Regions from separate parts of the Homo sapiens genome. Here region 1 is linked to region 2. Evidence: chromatin loops called from intact Hi-C (ENCODE). Cell type or tissue: Caco-2. All regions are shown on one strand. Links, peaks and the distances in the headings refer to the core of each region. The heading gives the core; the rest is flanking DNA. Region 1 overlaps CREB1 (cAMP responsive element binding protein 1). Region 2 has its middle 52 kb from the start of CREB1.

Region 1 (2,927 bases), core at 230-2,729, 79 kb before region 2:
AAATACAAAAAATTAGCCAGGTATGGTGGCAGGTGCCTGTAATCCCAGCTACTTGGGAGGCTGAAGCAGAACTGCTTAAACCCAGGGGGCAGAGGTTGCAGTGAGCCGAGATCGCGCCATTGCACTCCAGCCTGGGCAATAAGAACAAAACTCCATCTCAAAAAAAAAAAAAAAAAATCACTTTAGTGGCAGTGTGAAAGATATATATTTCAGGGGGAAAACTGGTGGTGGGGAGACCAACGAAGAAAGCCCATGAAGTAGTTAAGGAAAGATGATGAAGGCCAAAAAGAGGGCAGTTAGTAGTAGTAGAGATGGGAACGAGGGAAGTGATTTTATGAAAATTTGGAAGCAGTCCAGAAAGGGCTTTATGAATAGTTAAAAGAGGTGAGAGAGGAACTGCAGATGACCCAATGTTTCATGTCTGAAAGAGAATTGGCAGACTGTCCTTAATTGAAAAAGAGAATGCAAGAAGTAAGGATAGGCTTTTGGGTGACTGGGGTTGTAATGGAAGATGATGAAACTACTCTGACATCTGAATTTGTAGAGATGTTTATTTTAGCAGGCAGCGAAATATGTGACTGTGAAGCCTGGGGGGAAGATCCCTATAAAGACAGTGTCTTTGGCATATAGGGTAAAACCAGAAGCTTCCATCTCTGGATAGTAATAAAGTCCTTACTTATTAATCACTTTCTCTCTGGCCACTATAAATCTTGCTTAGTTTTATTTGATTCTCAAAATGTGGTCCATGGAATAGCTTCATTAGAGTCACACAGGATACTCTGTAAAGTCAACTCTAACAGGAACCCAATCATACTTTCCCGTACACTGAAGTTTGAGAACCATAACCTTATTCAGAGTATCTCATCTCAATTCCATATAAATGCTCTTGTAATATTTGAAGCAATTACTATGTTCTCTTTCCTGAGTCTTCTCTAGGGAAAATATACCTAGCTAACTCAATGAATAATCCCTTTTCTACACTAATAATTTTATATAATGGCTCCTCTCATTATAAATTTATAAAATACAGATATAAAAAATAAAATAAAAACCCTTTATATTCCTATCACCCATAGCTAATCACTTTTAATATTTTTGTTGTACATCTTCTAGATGTTAAGGCACATGTACATTCAATTTTTATTTGTATTTATTTACTTTTTGAGATGGAGTCTCGCTCTGTCACCCAGGCTGGAGTGCAGTGGTGCGGTCTCGGGTTCATGACATTCTCCTGCCTCAGCCTCCCGAGTAGCTGGGACTACAGGAGCCCATAACCACACCCAGCTAATTTTTTTGTATTTTTAGTAGAGACGGGCTTCACTGTGTTAGCCAGGATGGTCTCAATCTCCTAACCTCGTGATCCGCCTGCCTCGGCCTCCCAAAGTGTGGGGATTATAGGTGTGAGCCATCACACCCGGCCCATACATTCAATTTTTATAACATGCTATCTTTACTCAGCCAACCTTTCTTTCTCATAAAACCACTGAAAAACATGCTTTACCATATCAAAAACACAAACTGTGAGAAAATGGAAGTAGGGAGAAAGGAATTCCCAGGATGACACAATACAGCCTACTCTGGGGACAACCAGACTGGACAAAATAGTGTGACTCCAGAGATAAGATGTGTTAAGGGCTATCATCATAAAGAAGCCTGCTGGCATTGCATCTTCTTTTTTTTTTTGAGAGGGAATCTTGTTCTGTCACCCCGGCTGGAATGCAGTGGCGCAATCTCAGTTCACTGCAACCTCTGCCTCCCGGACTTAAGCAATTCTCCTCCCTCAGCCTTCTAAGGTCGCTGGATTTACAGGTGTGTGCTACCACGCCTGGTTAATTTTTGTATTTTTAGTAGAGATGGGGTTTCACCATGTTGGCCAGGCTCGTCTTGAACTCCTGACCTCAAGTGATTCGCTCGCCTCAGCCTCCTAAAGTGTTTGGATTATAGGCGTGAGCCACAGCGCCCGGCCTAGCATTGTGTCTTCCTCTTTCTAAAGGGCAAAATATACAGATGAGCCCAGATTCTTATCTGTTGACCCTATATTGATGGAAGTCCTGGCTCTCTCCCCTTCAATCCTGCAGCCTGCCTCGTATGAGTACATTAGATGTATTTGGCTTTGTCTTATTCCTGAAGGCTGGAGGTAAACCCTGGTGGTCTTAGGAGAAAACACAGAACAGCTCACTCCTTCTGACTATATTCTTGCTGGAAATCCAGTATCTGGCTCACACTACCTCAGCCAGACACCCAAGTGTGGTGAGTCCTCTATTTCCCATGATTCATTCTTGCTAGGTGACTTCTCTAGGAACTTTTAAACTCTTGGAGAAACTGAAGCTACATATATCAGAGCTTCTGCTAGGATTATATTCTCCTGGGAACCTTCATCTGAAAGAGACGGTATCACACTATTACCTAGCAGGTCTGTATCTGCTATTTGTTTTTTAAGTTAACCACCTTTCTCATTCCTATCTATGTAAACAGCTGTTAATAAAATAGTTGAGGAGAATGCATGCAAACAAAAACATAAGAATGAGAGAAAATATTCTTAAAGATAGGATGTTAAAGAGAAAGATGAAATGAAAGAATCAGAAATTATATTTAAAATATACAGGAAACAAAAACTGCTATCATCCTTAAAATTTCCTTACATGTCAATTTATTTGCTTATCCTAATTTTTAGTTTAGTTATATAAACTTAGGCTTTCATATTATCTGCATTCCCACTGTTAAAAAATAAATCTGTGTCATATTAAAAAAATAAAAAAAGCAGTTGTCATACATAGCCAAGGTTTTCTTCCCTTATCTGAGAGCACCATTTACCCATAAGTTTAAAATGTAATTATTTCTGGATCATTTCACTAAAAATACTGTATTATTGTTTAATAATACATTTTACTGTTATTGAATTAATACTATCATTTCTAAATATACTC
Region 2 (2,927 bases), core at 123-2,622:
AAATAATCAAGTAGTTTGGATCTGCTAGACCCCTCCCATTTCAATCATTATGCATGAAGTTGATGACCTTCATCCTTGTGACCCCACAAAGATCTTTATGACACTTATGTGTGAACTTAGAGCATTTTTCTACTCAACCGCAGCGCTGCTAACTCTGTTTGGGACGGAGGAGCTGCCTGTGCATTATAGGCTATTTAACAGCATCCATGGCCTCTCCCTATTAGATGCTAGTAGGACCCCTTCCTCTAGTGTGACAATAAACGGTGTATTCTGACATGGCCAAATGTCCCCGGGGAGCAATATTGCCTCCCATTGCCGTGGGGACCTCAGCCATCAACCTATGATGGGTAAAGGAAAAGATATTTTTCTTCTCCTACAGTTAAAAACATAAAAATTAGAAAATCCCCGGGAAATATTTTTATATCACCAGCAAATATCCTGACTAGTCAAAATGAGGCTTGCCATCAAAAGGAAGTCAGGATTCATCTATTTCTATTATGACCTTTCATTTCCTGCTGCATATTATAGTACATAGTAGACATTCAACAAATGCCTTTGCCTCCCATTGAGAACCACTGTCTTACAGCAATCTTCAGTCCAGGAGTATAGTGACAGTTTTTCACTACAATGAACAAAATTACTAGAGGATGTTAGGAGTTAGAAACCCCAGATTGCTGATGGGGCAACATAGGCACAGAAGTTTACACATGCCCAGTCTGTCGTAAGAGAGGGAGGCCGAGTCCCACTTCCCATAGTGCTTGGATCAGTCTGCCTGATAGTGCTTGCTTGATAATTACCGGTTAAATGAATCCATCCATCAGTCAACCACATTTGTTGAATGTCTACTATGTACTATAATATGCAGCAGGAAATGAAAGGTCATAATAGAAATAGATGAATCCTGACTTCCTTTTGATGGCAAGCCTCACTTTGACTAGTCAGGATATTTGCTGGTGATATAAAAATATTTCCCAGGGATTTTCTAATTTTTATGTTTTTAACTGTAGAAGAAAAATATCTTTTCCTTTACCCATCGTAGGTTGATGGCTGAGGTCCCCACAGCAAAAGACAGATTAACAAAAGGATACAAATGTGTTTAATATAAATTTTATGTGACATGAGGGCCCTCATAAAGAAATGAAGACCCCCAAGAAATGGGTAAATGTGAGTATTTTCATGCTAGGTTTGATGAACAGTGAAGAGTCATGGAGAAATACGATAGGGTGAAAAGGGTGTGATCTAATGGTAAGGCACTGGGGGAAATTTAGCAAGACCTGATTGTTCAGATTCTTTTCTGTGACCCTAGGTCTTCAGAGATAAGGATGTTTTTTCCCTCCAGGCATAGGGAGGACGCCTCGCACATGAAGCTGTTAGCACCTGCTTCAGAGAAGGGTAGCGGTATGATGAGAGTGGACTTGCTGCTTCTGTCATTTTTCTCAAATTCTTTCAGCTGAAAATATTCTGGGATAGTCTGTCCTGAACCCCATATCGTAACTTATATATTAAGTATATAAAAAAAAATTTTAAGTAATGGTTGCAGTAGCAATCAGTAATCAATCAAGTCCATTAAAAATAAAAATTGTGGCCGGGCCTGGTGGCTCATGCCTGTAATCCCAGCACTTTGGGAAGCCGAGGTGGGTGGATCACCTGAAGTCAGGAGTTCAAGACCAGCCTGGCCAACATGGCGAAACCCCATCTCTACTAAAAATACAAAAATTAGCTGGGTGTGGTGGTACGCATCTGTAATCCCAGCTACTGGGGAGGATGAGGCAGGAGAATTGCTTGAACCTGAGAGGTGGAGGTTGCAGTGAGCTGAGATTGTGCCATTGCACTCCAGCCTGGGTGACAGAGCCAGACATTGTCTCCAGAAAAAAAAAAAAAGAAAATAAAATTGTAAAGAGTTTTATTTCCTTTCTCCCAACCTCTATCTTTTAAAAAGTTATTATTTGTTATATAAGATATGATTATATAGCAATAGCTTCCTTTTTCATAAGGTCCCCTTTGAATAACTCTTTCATATTTACTGTATATCAAATGCTGCATCGTCTGATGCTATCTTGGTCTTTCTAGCATACATTTCTTTTGTAGACTCTGAATACTTAACACATGTCTTCTGATTTATGGTTATTTTAAAAAATCTTGGTGAGGTAGGAGGAACAAGTATCATTGTCTCTTATTTATGGAGTATTAAAAGGTAAAGAGGGTTTAAATGGATTACTTAATGCCACAGACTTTATCCAGGAAAAAGCTTTGAGTAAGATCCCAGGTTTTCTGCTTCCTAATTCAATGTGCTTTCCGTTAGCCTGTTTTAATCATTTTAAATGTAGATTTATATAAAAACTTCCTTTACAAAAACTTCAGGTGCTTTAGAGATAACCTGTAATTCAAATAATGCCTAAAACCCTTGCGGGATGTTGTAACGATGACAGGATAAAGTGGAAGAAAAGTGTATGGGAAATGAAAAGGAATACGTCAGAATTAGTGCTCATAAACTTTGTCCCCTGCCCAAGTGCTATTTAAATTTCCTGAGCTTTGTGGATGTTAAAGAATAAATATGTGCCTCACAATTCTCAGAGACAGAACCAAAAAGGATGTAACTTAAAGGTCTACAGAGTGCAGGCAACTAGTGAAAACCGGTGAGATGAGCTGGGTTCATGTCAGGGAGGGGTAGGGATAATGGCAAACAATAGTGATGTGCTCTCTGTAAAGGGGCAGTCACTCATCAGTTCCAGTGGAAGGATTGGCCCAGTCACGCCAAGTCCTCTGACTTTACTGAGAAACCCAAAATTGGATTTTTATGTAAAATATTTTGATTAAAAGAACAAACAATGCAGGCCACATTAGTATGTCTGCAAGTGACTTATGCCCCACAGGCCTCAGTCCACTCTTGGCATATTTTTGACTTTTAACTATTTTCAGATTTAGAG

Evidence for each region. Peaks named below come from ENCODE experiments on the same cell type or tissue, not always from the same donor. Only the 100,000 strongest peaks of a DNase experiment are listed, where the experiment ranks them.
Region 1: it touches region 2 in a loop (5-fold over the local background); 2 of 110 quality-filtered maps call a loop at or near these places.

Annotation. Positions count from the first base shown.
Region 1 is chr2:207,555,894-207,558,820 of GRCh38, reverse strand. The region is part of intron 2 of CREB1 (cAMP responsive element binding protein 1); the gene reads right to left. Among named protein-coding and RNA genes, the nearest start is that of CREB1, 27 kb to the right of the region's middle. In Caco-2, for the core only: no CTCF peak of the experiment used is centred there; a DNase peak (open chromatin) is centred at 1,740.
Region 2 is chr2:207,476,491-207,479,417 of GRCh38, reverse strand. No RefSeq gene overlaps it. Among named protein-coding and RNA genes, the nearest start is that of CREB1, 52 kb to the left of the region's middle. In Caco-2, for the core only: no CTCF peak of the experiment used is centred there; a DNase peak (open chromatin) is centred at 1,337.